Linked DNA regions of Homo sapiens: region 1 is linked to region 2. Evidence: chromatin loops called from intact Hi-C (ENCODE). Cell type or tissue: sigmoid colon. All regions are shown on one strand. Links, peaks and the distances in the headings refer to the core of each region. The heading gives the core; the rest is flanking DNA. Region 1 has its middle 29 kb from the start of MIR4276. Region 2 overlaps GALNTL6 (polypeptide N-acetylgalactosaminyltransferase like 6).

Evidence for each region. A loop is a pair of places that touch in the nucleus more often than their neighbours do. Peaks named below come from ENCODE experiments on the same cell type or tissue, not always from the same donor. Only the 100,000 strongest peaks of a DNase experiment are listed, where the experiment ranks them.
Region 1: it touches region 2 in a loop (9-fold over the local background); 1 of 110 quality-filtered maps calls a loop at or near these places.

What each region holds. Positions count from the first base shown.
Region 1 is chr4:174,447,565-174,458,456 of GRCh38, forward strand. No RefSeq gene overlaps it. Among named protein-coding and RNA genes, the nearest start is that of MIR4276, 29 kb to the left of the region's middle. In sigmoid colon, for the core only: no CTCF peak of the experiment used is centred there; no DNase peak of the experiment used is centred there; H3K27ac peaks cover 185 bases.
Region 2 is chr4:172,956,445-172,967,336 of GRCh38, forward strand. The region is part of intron 10 of GALNTL6 (polypeptide N-acetylgalactosaminyltransferase like 6); the gene reads left to right. Among named protein-coding and RNA genes, the nearest start is that of GALNT7, 210 kb to the right of the region's middle. In sigmoid colon, for the core only: no CTCF peak of the experiment used is centred there; a DNase peak (open chromatin) is centred at 6,387.

The DNA of each region.
Region 1 (10,892 bases), core at 2,715-7,714, 1.5 Mb after region 2:
TTAGGTAGAAACATGGAGATCAGAGACCCCTTTCTGCATCTGCTGTTTCTCAAGCACCTTTAGCTCAAAATAACCGATATGCCCACGCTGCATATTTTGGGTGGCATGTTCTGAACTCCTGTGGAATGACTGAAGTCTTTGTTCAAGGTCTCATAAGCCTATAATCAAAGTGTAGGCTGGGCTTAGTTATTGTCTGGAGATTCTGGGGAAAAACCCATTTACAAGTTCATCCTTGTTTTTGGCAGAATTCAGTTCCTTGACTGACAGTCAAGGATGCCTGTCAGTAGCTAGAGGTTTCCCACGTTCCTTGACATATAGTGCATATACACACACACACACACACACACACACACACATGTGTATATGTATATACATATGTGTATATATATACACATATGTGTGTGTATATATATAGTGTGTATATATGTATAAAGTTTATTTATATATATATATATATATATATATATATATATATATATAAACTTTAATGAGGATTGTGAACCTGCTGAAAGCCCTTAGGACATTCCAAAGTCCAAAGGTCCAAAGTGAGTCACTTGAGATTATGTGTGGCTCTGCTTGCCCAATTAATGTACACATCTGTAGTTGAAGTATAGCTATTCTAATGTCATCATGCTGAAGGTAATCTAGTTGGTGTCTTTTGAATAAATAAATGATGTACATTCTCTAGTCTCTAGAGCAACTTTTGGATGACCAAGATTGAATCCTTTGAAAAAGGATGACCATTTTCTCACTTTTTTTGTTATGTTGCATGTTTTTCTAATACCTGTCACAGTTAGTCCTGAGAATATTATAGGATAAATACTGGTCTTTTGTATATGGGCTGTCCCATCTGCATTGACTTTGTACTTATGATTCATACTTTCAGGCAACATTTACGCCAACTATGCCAAAGAGCATGAAGATTTTTTTTGGCTTATTCCCTACCTACTGTCAGCTTATGTATTTGCAGTTATACTTCCCTATTTCTGTTGGCTTGTAAAAATGTGTTTCTTCAGTACAAAATTTGTTCATATTGAGTTAAAATGCCAATTTGAGTTAAACTGGGTTTCACTGATCATCTTGTGAGTGCCTAGCTGATCTAAATTATCCTTTTTTGCAATCTAGATGGAAGTTGAGGCTGGGTGCGGTGGCTCAAGCCTGTAATCCCAGCACTTTGGGTAGATCACCTGAGGCCAGGAGTTCAAGACCAGTCTGGGCAACATGGTGAAACCCCATTTCTATAAAAATACAAACATTAGCTGGGCATGGTGGTGCTTGCTTGTAGTCCTAGCTACTTGGGATTCTGAGGCAGGAGAATCACTTGAACCTGGAAGGTGGAGGTTGCAGTGAGCCTAGAGCACACTACTGTACTGCAGCCTGGCAGATGGAGTGAGACTCTGTCTAAGAAAAAAAAAAAAAGACGTAAGTTTAAAGCATCAATTATAAAATCAGTAGCGTTTACTAATTTAACAAAAGTTTACATTCCTTGCTTTTGCATAGATTGGTTAAAAATGTTGTTAATTTTTCAACTCATGTTTAAAAAGGGATGAATTTCTGATTTTAATTTAAAATGTCTCATCATTAGATATTTTTTAGAATTTAAGTTGTGTAACTAATATTTGTCACTTTGATTTGCCATGTATATAATTCAATCCTCTAGATATTACGCAAATGCATCCAAAACTTGGTGATAAAGCACTGCTCTCCATAACCAATATGTTAGCCAAGGCCTTGAATTAGTATTGTTTAGAGGTATCTGTCCTACTGAGACAACTCTAACTGAAATGAAATGTTTTCTGGTGAACAACTTTCCAGACTTAAGTCATCTGTGCACTCTGTTCAGCTCATCACAGTAATTTAAAGGACTTGGCATTAGGAAAATGATTGTAAAACTTCAAAGTCATGTACTAAAACTTTTTCTAGCAGCCACATTAATGGCAATATCTCCATGAGTGAACATTTAGTTTATCCCACCTGCCAAATATATAAATGTTTACATCTTTCAAAATGGTAGAATGTGTAGGTTAAATAAATTTTAAAATCTTCTTCACCTTGTAGCAATATCACTGACCCAGCACTGGGGAGGGGTCACTCTTCCAGGTGAAAGATGTTCTTGAGCTGTCTCTCACTATTCCATTGCTCAGGGGTGGGTCTATTTCTGCCGTTTCCTGGGCTTCCATCCCTCTGGACCACTAACTGGATCATGTCGGTTTCTTAGGGATGTGGGAAGTTTGTGGGTGTGGGTATGTGGGGAAGTGAGAGGTAGCAAAATCTCCAGAAGCAATCTCATTTTGAAAAATGTATGCATTTATCAAATATATTAGGCTAAATATCTCTGAAATGTGTGACAAGTTTCAATTTCCCGAGAAGGACATTGATTCTATTCCACAGATTTTCTCTGGAAACAATAAATCAATCATCATTTTACATCATCCGTTCTGTAGAATATTTTGCTCTCATGTTCTTGTTGATAAACAAGAAACATTCCACTCCACTTAGGTCAGACAATACTTGGAGAAATGGAAATGTCCATTTCCAGCAGGGAATGTGTTGATCAGGAGAAGTTGAGCAGACAGAGAGCTCCAAGGACTTTTCAGTTTCTCAGATTCAGGTCTCTATGGCCTACTTTTATTACTTTGTCTGAAATGCAAATTCTCAGAATGCCAGGCACACCCATATTCCAGTGCAAGAATAAAAACAAAATTGAAAGCCAACTACAGTTGAGCTTTTTATTGCCTATCTCTTTGATCTTGTCCTCTCTCGTCTATCCTTCTCACTCCCAATTAACTGGAATAATCCGAAGGCTGTCTGTATTTAGTGATAAACAACTATAAAAAGGAGGTAATTCATACAATGTAGATACATTCCTAAATGACCAGAAGGCCTCTCTTCTTGCTGAATGTTCTGAACAGTATCAGGTGTTACTGATACGTTGTTTCTCAGTGGTATAGCTGACCTTTATTAAGAGAAAAAAATGCAGGGATGAATTCTCAAATCCAGCCGCTGCTGCTGTTGGGCCTGTTTTCTTTTCTCACAGAAGATTAAGGGTAGGCTTACTTGAGATTCTATGTTCTGGCAAGTCTTGTTGCTGAACTTGGCAGGAGCATTCAAATATCTTTATTAGATGCCATGAATCAAGTTCCATTGCAGAATTCATAACCTTTCAAATCTGGCTGCCTTGTTTTGTCAACCTCACAAAAAAGGTGTGGCTTCAAATAATGTTCATTTTGTGGTGTAGTGATCCAGTGATAAAGGTAAATCTTGTTCCATAGCCTATGCAGGCAATCTTCATTTAAAACACATGGATCTGTGAGTTTGAAATGTCTACAGAAGTTCCAAATATGATCCACAAGATTTTGCCAAAGAAAAGAGTTGGGCTGAAAAAGTACTAGCTTTTTTTGAAAAATGCCAATATTTTCTTTGAGCCTGATGACAGTCCGTTGGCTTTTGTTCTTTAAAGATACAAATCGCCATAGTTTTAGTGGGAAATTATGTTACTACTTTCTTGGAGCAAAGATTTGAAATTGCTCTCTCCAAATCGCTTCCAATTCCAGAAATCTGGCCTAAGGGGATCCAAAATCTTAGAGATGTACAAGACTTAGCCTGCCATTCAGGCATGGCCCCAGCTATCAAGAAAAGCTATAGACAATCAGGAGGTTTTGTAAATACCAGTGAGAAAAAAACTTAACTTGTGTATGGTATAGGCACTCTTGAACCTGAGTTTTGCTTTTGTAGCAGTACTTTAGCCTGGAGGCCCTTGGAGGTGAAAGAGTATATTCAACAGGCACATTCAGAAACCCATCTCTCTATGGAGGTGAAAGGTATTGAAAGATAGACTATCAGTTCCCTGAGATTAATAAAGGGAAGATAGCATCTTCAAGGATGGTTTTGGTGTGCACTAACATTCTGTATGACAGGCGACAGGTGACAGACTAGCATAAAAATTCTGGTCCAAATCTGAAAATCATAAAATTGCCCAAATAAATATAATTTAATGGCATTTTTGTCTATGCATGATGCAATTGTGGATATGAATGTATTAGACATCTATTGCTTTGTATAAAGTAAAACTGTTCTTTTGTGTTTATGAAAATATCCGTGGTGAGCTGGGGGCATTAGCTTTATGTAAAAAATGTTGTGTTTGGGGTATTGTATGTGGTTATTTCATAGAGAATAATTCTATGTTAGAGTAAAGACAGAAAAGCACTTGCTATTTCAGCTCCTATTTCTGATTCTGTGAAACTTTGATAATAGGTCCATGGATGTAGTGGACTAAATGATCAACGTGCATTATGTCTCTTTAAGACTCAGATTACCTAGGAATGCAGTTTTTTTCCCAGTTGTGTAATAGCAGCTGACTGAACACACAGATTAAATCCTATTACCTTCACAGTGGCTATCTATTGCTTTTAATTGTTCAGAGGCACTATGCCAGGGTAAAACCCTGTCATTTTGAGAGGTCACATTCGGAAATGGAACACCTTAGTTATGTATACTAGTGCCATTTACATGCTTAACACTCCACCTGTGTTCTCACAGCCACTGTATGCTGTAAACACTCTTTGTTTATTAAGTCTTATGATGCAAACTTAACAGAATGACTGAGAAAACAACCTGCCATTGTTTTTCTCCAGTTGCCATCCATTAAGAACATTTTGATTTGGAAATTTATCCTCTCCTTCCTATATATTTAAAGCCTCTGTTAAAAATCAAATGGACCTTGAGCAAACTTTTAAAGGTCTGGGAGGTGTTTAATTACTTGGTACTGAAACTCTGGCATTTTGTATTTTTTTTTTTTTTTTTTTGGTAATTGCTATTATACCTCCTCCTGTGGTACAGACTCCCCTTCGCAGAAATCCCCATAAATTAAACTTCTTTCCATTAGTGGAGAGATGAAGAAAGGACAGCCCTGTTTTAGTTTCCTCCATAGAATAATGCATATTTATTTTATATCGTGAGAGGCTGTTAGGTTTGGGCTCTGCTTCCAGAGGTCCAGATGGTTTAATAAAAAAAGTAGAATACATGGCATATTTTCTTTTTCTCATCGAGAAAGAAACAGCTTTATGTCAAGTTAATTTGTAAGTTACAAGTTGAAGGAAACTGCTATGTAAATAAAAAGACTGATAAAAGAGAAGAAAACAGGGCAGGTAGAGGCATCCTGCCCAGAAAAAAAAAAAAAAAAAAGCATATAATAAAAAATGACTTCTTTTAAACAAAGACTGAAATGTTTACATGATTTACCTCAGTCTGAGTTTATACATAGCTCTAGCCCCTGAAGTAATCTCAGCTCCAGTGTATTTGCAAACAGCTAGTGTCCTAAATTCTTCACTATGTAATACATTAAGAAGAACATGTTATGAGTTAAAACCAAAAGAAAAAAGAAACAGTATGAATAAGCAAGTTAAGACTATGAAGGCTTGCCCAAGGGCAGATATTCAGCAACATCCAGACACATACAGTTTGGAGCGAACTTGATTAATGCTTACACAAAACTTGTTAACCTCTAATAATTAAAACTTTCCCTTCTGATGGAAAGTTCAGTACAGTATTTTTAGAGCCTTTTGGATTTTATCTCTTAACAGAAGTATATACATGTAGTTCATAGACTTGCTCTTTTGTTTTACAATATCCACCTTTAAACAAGAAAGACTGAAAGAATAGTTGAGGATTTTGCAGCATTATCTTGGCTATATCAACAATTTAACAATAACAAACTAGTTTTTTGAGAAAAAAATGGAATGAAAAAATATTAAAGATGGGAATTTTGGATGGAGACTTTAAAAGTATAGTATCATATACTAAACACTATATGGGAAACCATATTTAAATCTAGAATATTGAAAGAAATTCCATTAACCCTATGAAAAAAATGCTTCTTTCCTTTGAATAATAGTCTTTTGTTGGGAACACCAGACACTGGAGAATACAAGAGAAAAAGAGGGGTAAAAGTTGAAAAAGCTACCTATTGGGTACTATGCTCACTACCTCCATGACAGATTGATTTATATTTCAAACCTCAGCATCATGAAATATAGCTTTGTAACAAACCTCCATGCATACCCCCAATTCTAAAGTAAAAGTTGAAAAGAAAAAAATAATAATCTTTTGTATGCAGCAATTCATACACATTTATTATATTATCATTGAACATTCTAGTCACATAATCTTTAAACATGAGGAAATATTCTGACAATGGAATTGAAAAGTTCATGAATCATTTTCATAACAGTCTATATATATTTACACAAGGAATAGCCAGGATATTCAAATAATTTCAGCTTTGGCTAAAGTTGCTAGCACCATCAAAGTAGAATTTCTTGATCCATTTTTGGAAGGGATAGGGCAGAGTGGGGAGCAAAGGCTTGGGCAGGCTGGGCTGGGACCTGACAGGTGTTCATGCCTGGTTGGTGTTTTGAGTACAGCATTGGATCTGTTGGGATAATTGCTAACAGAGAACTGATAAAAATAAAACAATACAAATAAAAATAAGAATAAAATAAACTTTATTGAGTACTTACTAAACTCAGAGATTGTTCTAAATGCATTATATATTTTTTCTTTTTAAAACTCACAGTAATCCTATAATAGTTACTATTAGTTTTAATATCCCAATTTTCTTTGTTTTTAATCAGACTTATACAAATACTTACATTGCCATGAAATTAAGATACTCAATCAGAGTTTCCAAATTCTGGAGGAATCAGTCAGGAAGAAAAATACATTATTTGTAAATGTACATTTTGGTTTATTAAGATATAATCCACTAAATTGTTGTGAGTGATAGATTGCTTCAGAGAAAGGTGCTCTTCATTTATCTGGAAAAATAGAACGTTAAAACATCAATAGTGTTCCAAACAAAACCCTGCAACTATCCCTCATCAATTCATTCAGTTCTATATAATTAATTCTTGTTCTGCTCAGACCTGAGTTAGACTCTTGGGTCTCATGAATCCATCTGTTTCTTGACTAGAATTGGGGAAATCCTGATTCAGTCCAGTGAAATTTCCATGTTAAAAAAAATTGAGGAAATTAATTACTTAAACAGAAACCCAACTATTCATTGCCAATAGATCTAGCTTCCTGATCAAGATTTTGATAAGGTCTCCCCAAGGTTTTTTTGTTTGTTTGTTTGTTTTTGTTTTTGTTTTTTTTGGACAGAGTCCCTCTCTGTTGTCCAGGCTGCGGTGCAGTGGCACGATCTTGGCTCACTGCAACCTCCTCCTCCCGGGTTTAAGCAATCCTCCTGCCTCATCCTCTTGAGTAGCTGGGACTACAGGCACCCGCCACCATGCCAGGCTAATTTTTGTATCTTTTTAGTAGAGGTGGGGTTTCACCACCATATTGGCCAGGCTGGTCTTGAACTCCTGACCCTGTGATCCGCCCACCTCGGCCTCCCAAAGTGCTGGGATTATAGGCATAAGCCACCGCGCCCGGCCTTTCCCAAGGTTTTGATAAAGACTTCCTTCTTATCTTTATAGGGAGAAACATACAAAGACTTGGCAAGCTCAGAGGCCATGTAGGTAAGTGACCAGATCTAAAGGTAGACCCAAAGGCAGCAGCTCAGACAGTTTTCTTGCATTAATAATTACATAGAGCCAAGCAAGGAGCTAATTTTAAAAATCAAAATTAGCTTAATCATAAAGGAACAGAACTCACACCCAGAGGGAAAGTTACCTTTACTGGTGTGACTTTCTGCTATTACTTAGAGGCCTTTGCACTTTGTCCCTGAGGTGGGTACCTTATGAACTGGCCAATATCTAACCTAGTAGAATGAAGTTTAGATGTATTCTGTGGGAGGGGAGGCTTAGATCCTAGTCTTAGATCTACTAGTGAGTCAAGTAGTTTCAGTATGTCATGGGAATATTGGGTAATCTATTAACAATATAAGATATATATATATAATATATATAAAGTATATATATTTTATATACATTAGTATATATAATATATATAAAGTATATATATTTTATATACATTAGTATATATAATATATATAAAGTATATATATTTTATATACATTAGTATATATAATAATATATAAACAATATAAGCTATATAATTTATTAACAATGTAAGCAATATATATAGCTTACATTGTTAGCTATATATAGAGAGCTTACCTTGTTAATAGATTACCCAATATTTGTTTTATATATATATATTATGTATGTGTGTATATATATGTGTATATATATATTTATTTTTTATTTTTTATTTTTTTTCGTATATATTTTTTTTTGAGACAGGGTTTCAATCTGTTACCCAGGCTGTAGTGCAGTGGCACAATCATGGCTCACTGCAGCCTTGAACTCCCAGGCTCAAGCGATCATCATTCCTCAGCCTCCCAAGTGTCTGGAAGTACAGGCATGCACCATCATGCCTGGCCAATTTAAAAAAATTTTTGTAGAAGTGCAGTCTCACTATGTTGCCTAGGTTGGCCTTGAACCCGTAGGCTCAAACTATCTTCCTGCCTTGGCCTCCAAAGTGTCGGGATTACAGGCATGAGCCAGCGCACCTGGCCAAAGTATATATTTCATTCCTCTTACATTTTATATTCAAAATCAGAAGCTTGCACTTGAGCTGCACATACTATTTATACTTTTTTTATTTTACATTTAGAAGTTGTCTACCAATGTTTGGGAGCTAGAAAGCTATGAATAATAAAACATGGTAGATCTTTTACATGCACTCAGTATTTTTTCAATATACAGTCTCAGGGTTTTGTAGTTGTTTTTTTCCCCCGTCTTGGAACTATACCAGTATACTGAAGGTTAGAAGTCATACTGAAGAATTTGCTCCTTTAAGATTTTAGCAAATATAATATTCTAAAGCTGTCACTTGGGCAATCAAAGCTTCTGTCTTTGAAGTAGAGATTTTCAGAGAGAAATAAAAAATAAGATCCGGAGTTTGCCTCATGCCATTTTTAAAAGTTCTTTCTGGTAAGTACTTCACACACTTTGCAGAAATTGGATTCAGATCCTTTGGCTATAAGAAGGAAGCATAATTATCAACTGGCCACGGGACCATTATAAGAATGATGACTTGTGTGTTTAAGCTGACTTTCTGAATTTTAATTTTTGGCATCATACTTACAAATGTTTTGTTAGAGATCAATAAACAAATGTAAATTGATCTTTCTTCTGAGACTGGGATTTTTTGCTACACTCTATTTGATTTAGTAACTCTAAGTTTCTTTTCTGGATTGTATGACTAGTTTTTATGGTGGGAGTGCGGATGTGGAGTGGAGAGTGATGAGGAAAATTGACTCTGTAGTTCCGGTGGCTCAATAAACTTTGATATTCCACCAGATTTAGTCCATTTTGCCAGAACCCCAGTGGAGAAGAACAGGCTTCTGGTGACTGAGCTAATCTGAAACCTAGAAGCCTAAACAGTATAATTTAAAATATATTCTGATTAAATAAAATAAAAGTAAAAGGTCAGAATTTCAAACATAGAAGGATTTGACATTAATCTACTGGTAAATTGGTACTGTACTTGAAATGAGGCTTGAATGGTGCTTTTTTTTTCCCCCTGAAATCAAATCATAGACATATAAAACAGGATTTTTCATTTCTAAAAACTATGCAAAGCATTACATTTTCTTAATATTATAACTTTACACACAAAAGCATTTTCTCAAAATAAAATACTAGATCAATAACAAGTGGTAGTTATACACCTTCATTTAATACCTTTCTCTCTTTCTGTCTCAGACAGAAAGAAATGAAAACATTTAAGGCTTTTATTCTGTAGGAGGAAAACATCTTTCCCAAAGTGATTTTACAAAGATTTTCTTTCAAGCTACTCCATAAATATTTGGAAACCTCCCCTAAATCAAGTAATCTTTTATTTGACATATCAGAAAAAAGGCAGCCAAAGATGTAGTAGACAGATAGCAGAATGGAAGGGAAAAGAATGGCCCTATTGCTTTAGGAGAAGCCAAGTGTATTAAATAAGAGCTAAACCAGCTTTGGTTATGTCTGGATGCAATTCTAGTACTTAATCATTGCTTTTTTTTTGTTTGTTTCCAGTGAGACAAGTAGACATTTTTTACGAAGCTGGTTTGTTTCCAGTTTGGATGGAAAGTGCAGCATAAGTATCATGCAAATATCTTGTACGGACTAATCGCCAAGAAAATCACTGACTCGCAGGATACGGTGGAGTGAGGCTGTAGGGAAAGAGAGTAGGGAGGCAAGCTGTAAGGTTTAAAATATGGCATCCATTCGGGTTGTTTGTAGCAAGCTTCTGGCCTAAAAGCTCTTCTTGTGCTAGGACATGTTCTGATTACTTTGCCAAGTGTTGGTGTCAGGGTTCATAGTCATATAAATACGCAGTCCAAGCTTTAAGACAGAATTCATAAACACTCTCTACACAGTACTGGCATGGGGGGAAGTAAGTGCGGTTAGTTTGGGGATAATTTTTGTCACTCTACTACTCTTTCCTCATCTTTACCTGTCCTTATCATCTGTTCCCCACTCAGACCTGCTTCCTCTACAGGTCGTCACACACTAGAAAACTCTTTCTTTCAGGACTTTCCTTGACCTAATAATACATATATTCCATTTCCTTAAGGTTCTTATCTCTGTTGAAGCTAATCTGATAAACTAATATCTGCTGAGTTGTTTAATAACAAATAACTTCTACCTTGCCCATCTAAGAATATAATTTTAAATATTAACATCTTGCTAAGCTTTATCTCAAAAGAATGACTAAGATTGAGTATTTTATATAATAGAGCAGCTGATTAGTACAGAGAAAATATTAGACTAAGCAACCCTGAAATGAGTTGCTTTTTGGGCTATTTTTTAACCAGGGCTTTCAAAGTTGGCATCAAACACTTATAAAAAGCAGTTGAATGAGCTACTAAATATATGCAACATTGAAAGAGTGCT
Region 2 (10,892 bases), core at 3,621-8,620:
TGCCAGCAAAGATTATTTATTTACTTTAAGAGGGAGTCAAGAGTGGCGGTTTGGGGATAGCACCAGGAGATATCAGCTGTGATGGCTTGGAGAAGCAGTGAAAACCGGCAGTTTTTCTGAGAACAGTGAATAGGAGTATGACTAGACAGAAGACAGTAGGGATGACAAGTTTTTTGGGGCACAGTCCAAGTTGGTCTGGTGTCTGGAATGAGGCTGGGGCCTAATAAAAAGAAGCGTCTATACAGGAGCTCAAATGGGCTGTACCTTGTAGCATTCTGAGGACAGGCCTGAATTATGAGAAGGGAAAGAGGTAAAAGTATTGTCCAGTCCTTTTTAAGTTGGAGGCTGAGCTTGGTGAGGTGTGTCTTTAAAAGACCATTTGTCCATTCTACCTTTCCTGAAGATTGAGGACAGTAAGGGATATGAAGTTTCCACTGAATACCAAGAGCCTGAGAAACTGCTTGGGTGATTTGACTAGTAAAGGCCGATCTGTTATAGGACTGTATAGAGGTGGGAAGGCCAAACCGAGGAATTACGTCTGACAGAAGAGAAGAGATGACCGTGGTGGCCTTCTTAGACCCTGTGGGAAAGGCCTCTACCTATCCAGTGAAAGTGTCTACCTAGACCAAGAGGTATTTTATAGTTTCCTGACTCAGGGCATGTTGAGTAAAGCCAATTTGCCAGTCCTGGGCGGGAGCAAATCCCCGAGCTTGATGTGTAGGGAAGGGAGGGGGCCTGAATAATCCCTGAGGAGTAGTAGAATAGCGGATGGAACACTGAGAAGTGATTTCCTTGAGGATAGATTTCCATGATGAAAAGGAAATAAGAGGTTCTAAGAAATGGGCTAGTGGCTTGTAACCTACATGGAAGAGGTTATGAAATGATGACAGAATAGAATGGGCCTGTGTGGCTGGAAGGAGATATTTTCCTCGGTCTAAGAACCATTTGTCTTGTGTGGGAAGAGACTGATAGGTGGAAGTTTCAGCAGGGCAGCGGGGCAGTAGGTGGGAGTGGTCAGATGAGAAGGAGAAAAACTGAAAGTGAGGAATAGAAGTTGCAACGCTAGCTGCTTTTTTAGCTATCTTATCAGCATAAGCATTGTCCTGAGCGATAGGATCTGATGCCTTCTGATGGCCTTTGCAGTGAATGACTCTAGCTTCCTTTGGAAGTAAAGCGGCTTTGAGAAGCGTTTTTATTAAAGAGGCATTAATGATAGAGGACACTTGTGTAGTGAGAAAACCTCTTGCATGGTGGTGCAGGATATGGAAGGCATATTTAGAGTCAGTATAAATATTGACGTGTAGTCCTTTTGCAAGAGTGAGGGCTTGATTTAAGGCAATGAGTTCGGCTTGCTGAGAGGTAGTGGAGGGGGGCAGAGCAGTAGCCTCAATGATAGATGTGGAAGATAATATAGCATAGCCTGCCTTTGCTGGTGAGTGGTGATTAGGCCTGGTGGAACTGCCATCAATAAACCAAGTCTGTTCAGGGTGAGGAACATGAAAGAATATGGGGAAATGGAGTGAATGTCAGGTGGATTAGAGAGATACAGTCATGGGGGTCAGGTGTGGTATCAGGAATAATGTAGGAGGCCGGATTGAAGTCCGGGCCAGAAACAATGGTAACTGTGGGAGACTCAACAAAGAGTGAGTACAGCTGAAGGAGCCAGGGAGCAGAAAGTGTATGTGTCAGGTGTGAGGAAGAAAATAGATTTTGGAAGTTATGAGAACTGTAGAGAATGAGTTGAGCATAGTTTGTGATTCTAAGGGCCTCTAAAAGTATTAGGGCAGCATCAGCCGCTGCACGCAGACTTGAGGGCTAGGCAAAACAGTAAGGTCAAGTTGTTTGGATAAAAAGCCTACAGGGTGCGGTCCTGGTCCTTGTGTAAGAATTCCGACTGCACAGCCCTGCACTTTGGCTGTGGGTAATGGAAAGGGTTGGGATGAGTCAGGGAGAGCTAGGGTGGGGGTAGTCTCTAAAGCTGTCTTCAAGGAACAGAAAGAGGAGTGGGGAAAGGATTTAGGATCTGTGGGGTCAGCTAGGTTTCCTTTTGTGAGTTTATATAATGGTTTTGTTAGGATGGCAAAACCAGGTATCTAAAGTCGAAAGTATCCAACCATGCCTAAGAAGGAAAGGAGTTGTTGTTTTGTAGAAGGTGTTGGGGTTTGAGAGATCAGTCAGACATGATCGGCAGGGAGCGCACGTGTGTTTTTATGAGAATTATGTCGAGATAGGTAACAGATGAGGAAGAAATTTGGGCTTGACTGAAGTAATGGGGGCTGTCTGTGAAGCCTTGAGGCAGTACAGCCCAGGTAATTTGCTGAGCCTGATGGATGTCAGGGTCAGTCTAAGTGAAAGCGAAGAGAGGCTGGGGTGAAGGGTACAAAGCAATAGTAAAGAAAGCATGTTTGAGATCCAGAATAGAATAATGGGTTTGTGGAGGGAGGTATTTAGGATAGGAGAGCATATGGGGTTGGCACCATGGGGTGGATAGGCAAAACAATTTGGTTGATAAGGCACAGATCCTGAACTAACCTGTAAGGCTTGTCTGGTTTTTGGACAGGTAAAATCGGGGAATTGTATGGAGAGTTTATAGGCTTTAAAAGGCCATGCTGTAGCAGGCGAGTGATAACAGGCTTTAATCCTTTTAAAGTGCGCTGCGGGATGGGATATTGGCATTGAGTGGGGTAAGGGTGATTAGGTTTTAATGAGATGGTAAGGGGTGCATGATCGGTCACTGAGGAGGGAGTAGAGGTGTCCTATACTTGTGGTTTAAGGTGGGGAGATACAAGGAGAGGATGTGAAGGAGGCTTTGAACTGGGGGAAAAGGTGGCAATGAGGTGTGGCTATAGCCCAGGAATAGTCAGGGAAGCAGATAACTTAATTAAAATGTCTGGACCTAATAAGGGAGCTGGGCAGGTGGGGATAACTAAAATGAGTGCTTAAAAGAGCATTGTCTAAGTTGGCACCAGAGTTGGGGAGTTTTAAGAGGTTTAGAAGCCTGGCCGTCAATACCTACAACAGTTATGGAGGCAAGGGAAACAGGCCCTTGAAAAGAAGCTAATGTGGAGTGAGTAGACTCCATGTTGATTAAGAAGGGGATAGACTTACCCTCCACTGTGAGAGTTACCTGAAGATCGGCATCCTTGATGGTCTAGGGGGCTTCTGAGGCAATCAGGCAGCGTCAGTCTTCAGCCGCTAAGCTGAGAAGATCTGGGAAGGAGTCAGTCAGAGAGCCTTGGGCCAGAGTTCCAGGGGCTCTGGGAGTGGCTGCCAGGTGAGTTGAACAGTCCGATTTTCAGTGGGGTCCTGCACAGATGGGACATGGCTTAGGAGGAATCCTGGGCTGCGGGCATTCCTTGGCCCAGTGGCCAGATATCCAGCACTTGTAGCAAGCTCCTGGAGGAGGTGGGCCTGGAGGAATGCCTGCCTGCTGCGGTTTAGGCGTTTGGAAGTTCTTGTGTGCTGGAGATGTGGCTGGGGTTTGTCTCACAGTGGAGGGAAGGAATTGCAACTCAGAAATACATTGCTACTTGGCTGCCTCTACTCTATTATTGTACACCTTAAAGGTGAGGTTAATTAAGTCCTGTTGTGGGGTTTGAGGGCCAGAATTTAATTTTTGGAGTTTTATTTAATGTCAGGAGCAGATTAGGTAATAAAATAAAATGCATATTAAGAATAAGACGGCCTTCTGACCTTTCAGGGTCTAGGGCTGTAAAGCGTCTCAGGGTTGCTGCCAAACAAGCCAAAAACTGGGCTGGGTTTTTATATTCGACGAAAAAGAGCCTAAACGCTAACTGATTTTGGGAGGGGTCAGATAAAGAAAAAGGAGCATTAACCTTGACTATGCCTTTAGCTCCAGCCACCTGTTTAAGAGGAAATTGCTGGGCAGGTTGGGGAGGGCTAGTCACGGAACGAAACTGTAAGCCAGACCGGGTGTGAGGAGGGGAGGTGATAAAAGGATTATAGGGTTGGGGAGCAGAGGCTAAGGAAGAATTGGGACCTGGCTCAGCCTGGCGAGGAGCAGCCTGGGGAGGAGGGGAGAGGTCAGATGGGTCTGTAGAAAAGGAAGATTAGAAAGACTCAGCGACGCTTGGGGTTGGGATTGAGGGGACAGGCAGGAGGGAAAGAAGGAAGATTTGGGATAAGTCGCATTGGGAACAGAGACTAGGGAGGGAACAATGTGTAAAAGAATGCCTGGACACCAGGCACCTCAGACCATTTGCCCATTTTACGACAAGAATTATCTAGATCTTGTAGGATGGAAAAATCAAAAGTGCCATTTTCTGGCTATTTGGAATGACTGTCGAGTTTGTATTGGGGTCAAGTGGCATTGTAGAAGAAAATAAGGCATTTAGGTTTTAGGTCAGGTATGAGTTGAAGAGGTTTTACGTTCTTGAGAACACAGGCTAAGGAAGAAGGAGGAATGGAGGGTGGAAGGCTGCCCATAGTGAAGGAGGCAAGCCCAGAGAAAAGAGAGAGTAGAGACTTGGAGAGAAAGGGTGGGGGTGCTTGCCCTCCAGGAAAGTGGAGAAGGGGTAGAGACACGGGGAGAAGGGGTTGGGGGGTTCTTGCCCACCAGAAAAGCGGAGAAGGGGTAGAGACACAGAGAGAAGGGGTGTGGGGTGCTTGCCCTCCAGGAAAGTGGAGAAGGGGTAGAGACATGGGGAGAAGGGGTTGGGGGGTTCTTGCCCACCAGAAAAGCGGAGAAGGGGTAGAGACACAGAGAGAAGGGGTGGGGGGTGCTTGCCCTCCAGGAAAGTGGAGAAGGGGTAGAGACACGGGGAGAAGGGGTTGGGGGGTTCTTGCCCACCAGAAAAGCGGAGAAGGGGTAGAGACACAGAGAGAAGGGGTGGGGGGTGCTTGCCCCCCCAGGAAAGTGGAGAAGGGGTAGAGAGAGAGAAGGGGTCGGGGGGTTCTTGCCTCCCAGAAAAGCAGAGAAGGTGTAGAGACATGGAGATAAGGGGTTGGGGGTTCTTGCCCCCCCAGAAAAGCGGTACTTGCTGCTAAGGGTGAAGGACCAAGGCAGGCGTCCCCACGTGGTCAGACGCCTCTGAAATGTGGGTGAATAATCAGGCAGGCATCCCCACGTGATTACACACTAAGGGAAGACTGTCTTCCCAAGTCCGTGACCGGCACCAGAGTTTTGGGTTCACGGGTAAAACGTGTCTCCTTTGTCTCTATCAGAAAAGGAAAGAAATTGAAATTAAGAGAAGGGAGAGATTGAAAGATGGTGCCAAGATTGAAAGGAGAAAGAGGTTGAGGGATAGTGAGAGAGGCTGGAGAAGAGAATAAAGAGAGGCTGCTTACCAGATTTTAAATTGGTGAGATGTTCCTTGGGCTGGTTGGTCTGAGGACCAGAGGTTGTAGGTGGATCTTTCTCATGGAACAAAGAGCAGGAAGACAGGGGATTGATCTCCCAAGGGAGGTCCCCCGATCTGAGTCATGGCACCAAATTTCACGCATGTCTGTGTGAAGAGACCACCAAACAAGCTTTGTGTGAGCAACAAGGCTGTTTATTTCACCAGGGTGCAGGTGGGCTGAGTCCGAAAAGAGAGTCAGCAAAGGGAGATGGGGTGGTGCCATTTTATAGGATTTGGGTAGGTAAAGGAAAATTACAGTCAAAGGGGAGGGTTGTTCTCTGGCTGGCAAGGGTGGGGGTCACAAGGTGCTCAGTGGGGGAGCTTTTGAGCCAGGATGAGCCAGGAAAATGAATTTCACCAGGTAATGTCATCAGTTAAGGCAGGAACAGGCCATTTTCACTTCTTTTGTGGTGGAATGTCATCAGTTAAGGCAGGAACTGGCCATCTGGATGTGTACGTGCAGGTCACAGGGGATATGATGGCTTAGCTTTGGCTCAGAGGCCTGACATTTACCACATTAACTGTGGTATATTTAATCAAGCTAAGTAATTAACATTAGTATAATACTATTAACTAAACAAGACTTTATTCAGATTTCACTAGTTTTTTTTGCTAACGTCCTTTTTCTGTTCCAGGATCCAATCCAGTATCTGAAAGAGCTTTTTAGTTTCCTATAAACTTTAAATTAATTGTCAGAATGGGCGGAGTTCCTAAATAAATGTAATAAGTCAATTATTATTTTAGTAAGAAAGTGAAAAGGAGAATGCAGACTCGGTGGTTCTTTTTAAGCATTTATGGGAAGGAACCACAAACCTCCAGCAATGTAAACACAAGATTCCTTTATGGGAGATCTGGGCCAAGAAGCAGGGCAACTCACCATTTTATGCACTTGTACTTGGAACAGTTTTCCACCTGCTTGTCTGCGCCAGCCTGATTCTGGGTAAACAATGACGTGCTTAGGCAATTTTTGGCTCTGGTACTTGGAACTCAGCTTGTAAAGGATATGTTACAGACCATAAACAGCCTATAAACCGCCACTCATTTCCCTGACAAATTCAGCTGGATTACTGCACTTGTCTCCTGGCTCATCTCCCTGCTTCTGCCTGCCGCGCTTCGGTTTATTCTCAACACAGTCCACTTAAAACAAACTGGAGACGAGGCCACCACTCCTCCATTCAAGCTTTCACTGGCTGCCATCTATTTCTAGGTAAAAATGAAAGTCCTTACCTATAAGATTCTAAACAATCTGACCCCTGTTGTGTCCCCTCCAACCTCCTCTCTGACTCCTCACCCCCTGGCTTCCTCCTCTCAGGGCCCACTGTCCTCGTCACCAGTCTTCACACAGGCCAGGTCAGTCTGACCTCAGCACCTTTGCATTTACTATTCCTGCAGCTTAGAATCCTCCAGTCTCAGAAATCATATGGCTCCCGCCCTTACTTCCTTCTGGTCCTCACTCAAAAATTCATCTTCTCAGTAAGGTCTTCCCTAGTCATCCTATCTAAAATTGCAACAACACCCACACACATCCACATGCATACTTAAACACTCCCTACTCCCTTTCCTCCTTTATTTTTCTCCCTAGCATCCATCACTATATAACAAGCCATGTAATTTATTTTTTTATCATGTTTCTCATCTATCTCTCCCACTAGAAAGTAAACTCGGTGACACAAGGATTTTGTTGGTTTGTTGTGTTGCTACTGCTCTTTCGCAGAAAGACATAGTGTCTAGCATATAGTAGGTGCTTCATAAATATTTGTTGAATGAATGAAAGATGAATGAATGGGGGATCCTGGCTCCCTGTTGTCCCACCTGCCATTCACAGCTTTGCCCACACACCTGTGTGTGTGAAGCCACCCCAGGGCACACTAGACAGTCACTCCCTCCATGGCCACACAAAGTCCACTTCTTTGGAAAGCTCGGCCAGAAAGGCAGTTTGAGTAATGACTCTCAGGTAACTGATTCTCATGAACAGTCGGGTCTGTGGTCCATTTGATAGTTAAACAAGTTACAAAATATTCCGTTCTGACATCCTATGGGGAAGAAGGAGAAACTCCAAAAGTTAAAAGCCTCTGTTCAGCAATTTCCAAACTCTGCCTACCAGCTTCCTACTTAAAAGGCAGAAGAGATTACAGTCATATCTGATATAGCAGTACTCTCCAGAAGTCATTCCATCCTCTGGTAGGCAAGGAGAGTGGGTAGAGTGGGGAGGTGATGAGTCCCAGAGAGAATAAATAGGATTCTGAACCATGGAATAAATTGAACAGCCCTCAGTGCTGTTCAAATAGAAGCAATGTGCTTTCCCCCATGCTATGTTGGATAGGGTAAGAACAGGTTTAAAGTGGAAAACTATTCTTAAACCACTCACATATGGAGTGCCTCTTTTTGTGTCAAGATGCTAAATGAAAGAAACTGAATTCCCTATTATTTTCGCCTTCTCCTCCTTAGAATTCATGAATTTGCTAAAGTCATTTAGAGTGCTCCTTTATAGTCTAAAAAGAAGAGTTCTGCAGAATTCTAAATATCATGTGTAAGAAGGAATAAAAGATGTAAAATAGACAAACGTGTCTTTTCCAACCAGTGCCATAAATTCTTTTAAGAAGTGTCTGCTTACTGTCCTCAATGTGCCAATCTGGGTACATCCATTTGTCACCTTGCGATTGTGCAAACTTTTTAAAAAATCTTTATTTTAAAAATTCATGTCAATACCGAACTACCTAGGCTGTTTATTTGAATTCCTTCCTCAAGATTAATGTCACCCCGAATTGTGGAACATTCACAAAGACAGGCACCCTAAATAATTCCAGTTCTCCTCTTCTGCTGCAGGCTGCTGTTCTTAACTTCTTTTCACCTGCTTGCTTCTTTCTTCTAATGTTCTGGCAGTGCACAAGGCTTTTCAGGTTTCTCCCTATCAGCTTACACGAAAGGAAGTTCAACACTAGGAGATGCATTATCTCAAAGACCATCTGAGGATGCGATGTTGTCTCTTTCAAAGAAATTCTGTGTGAGTGCTGCTGATGTGTGATGCAGGAGTAAAAAGCAGGTGCTTTCTGCACAACGAGCGAGGCTCCCTCACATTCTTTTGGGAGAGCCAAAGCCAACTTTCCTGAATTCCCCTGCAATCTAGTCTCACAACCAGGAAAGCTGCAAAGTGAGATTGTCCTGCTATTTCCCTGGCAACTACGCGGCAAACTGCCTCTGCCCTTTAAGTGCTATATCTCATCAACCCAGATCTTTAAATTAAGCACTCATTCAGAGATGATTTATCATTCAGACTGTATTAGACTTGACTTGATCTGTCATTTATTTTCTCAGGCAGAGGCAGTGCTGGTACACTATGCTAAGTCATCTCTCTGGGGCTCAAAAACGAGGTTGGGAAAAATGTAAGAACACATAAAGAACTGCATTACCCTCTCAAATATTTCTGTGCTTTCTGAGTTTTCAACATTGAGACAGGGCTATGAAGACAAACCTAAAGTGTCCTATAATAAACACAATTTGTCCAGGCGCAGTGGCTCATGCCTGTAATCCCAGCACTTTGGGAGGCTGAGGCAGGAGGATCACAAGGTCAGGAGATTGAGACCACCCTGTGAATGGTGAAACCCCGTCTCTACTAAAAATACAAAAAATTAGCTGGGCGTGGTGGCAGGCGCCTGTAGTCCCAGCTACTCGGGAGGCTGAGGTGGGAGAATGGCGTGAACCCAGGAGGCAGAGCTTGCAGTGAGCTGAGATTGCGCCACTGCATCCAGCCTGGGTGACAGAGTGAGACTCTGTCTCAAAAAAATAAATAAAATAAAAATTAAAAGTAAAAATTAAAAAAAAAAAAACAATTTTAATTCCACATTCCCAGACGAGCAAATTGGACATCTTAGTGCCCCAACAGTGGCAATTTAATTCAAGTCATAACAGAATTAGAGGTGCTTCCGAGTTAACCAATATTTTTTTTCTTCTCCTGTATGGCATATATAAATTTGGCAAACAAAACATTCTGTCTTATCTTTCTGTTTATTTTATAAACATATGTATTTGTATTTGATATATGTTAACACACATAAATATATACTTTTTTGGATTTGTGTGACAGGAGTCCATGACATTTTAAGTGTATGTTAGCCTACTCATCAATTCATCTTAGTATTTAATTTTCAGTGAAAATTAGTGCCTTTCTAATTCCAAGAATGACACTAAATTAATAGAATTTAAATAGAATGAATAAAATTAATCTTTGCCAAAATAAATCAGTTGGGAGAATGTTAGACTGAAAAATTAAGAGAATTGAATAGAATTCACTGAACTATCATAGCAAAATTTCTAATCCACAGCCTTAGAAAGTTAGCATATGTACAAAAATTCAATATAATTTTTCCGGTCTCGGACATAGGAATACCTCCACCCTACCAATGGGGTGACATAGTGACCTGCTGGCTTCTGTGATAACTAAGAGTGGCCTCTACAGTGGCAACTGCCCTCAACTTGCCTTAAACATCCAGTAACCATCCACAAGCTGGTGGACAAGAATAGCGCAGCCAATTAAAAAGGAGCAACGGAGGTTCCTGGGGTCCTGGGATGAAATTTTTTAAAACAGGGAGTCGATCTTTTTTTTTTTTTGAGATGGAGTTTTGCTCTGTCACGCAGGCTGGAGTGCAGTCGCATGATCTCGGCTTACTGCAACCTCTGCCTCCCGAGTTCAAGCGACTCTCCTGCCTCAGCTTCCCAAGTAGCTGGGATTACAGGCATGCGCCACCACGCCCAGCTAATTTTGGTATTTTTAGTAGAGACGGAGTTTCTCCATGTTGGCCAGACTGATCTTGAACTGCCCTCAGGTGATCCACCCGCCTCGGCCTCCCAAAGTGCTGGGATTACAGGCGTGAGCCACCGCGCCCAGCCCAGGGAGTCAATTCTAAGACTAATGCCAGTATGCATTATTGGGCTTGAAATTTGATTTTAATCATCTGCAGGCAGGCAACAGTTAAAGATGAGAGCCAATATTCCTCTAAGTGTCCTTGAAATGTAGTGAGCCGCTGTGTTAGCAGCAGGCCACCGTGGGCACTGCCCCAAGCTCTGAGAAGTGTGGTGACTGTGCCGCTAAAAGGTAAGTTGTCTCTTACATTCACAGGAGAGACCTTTTTAGCAACCTCAAGGTCATCGGTCAGTCTTAGATTTTGTAAGCAACCCAAAACATAGCTACCTCTGTCGTGGTTTGGGAGGTGTGCTCCCCATCGGCCTCCGTGGCTAAATTCTTTCTCCGTGTTTCATTTTCTCACAATTATCTCCGTGTCTTTGATCCACTTGATTGCATTTCCTCCTATTGACTTTAGGAGATGCAGGAATTAACGTTTACCTTATATTTCCAAAGTTCTCTGTTTGTGTAATTGATAACCTAGTTGTATTTTGCTCAGCCTTCACTTACATTTTCCCTTAGACCTTTTCCTTTTTATAGAGCTTGCATGGCTCTTTGTGTTGAGATTTTATTGCCCAGTCGAAATGATGCCTGATCAATTTCTGGAAAGGATGGCCTATTGTTTAGGCCCA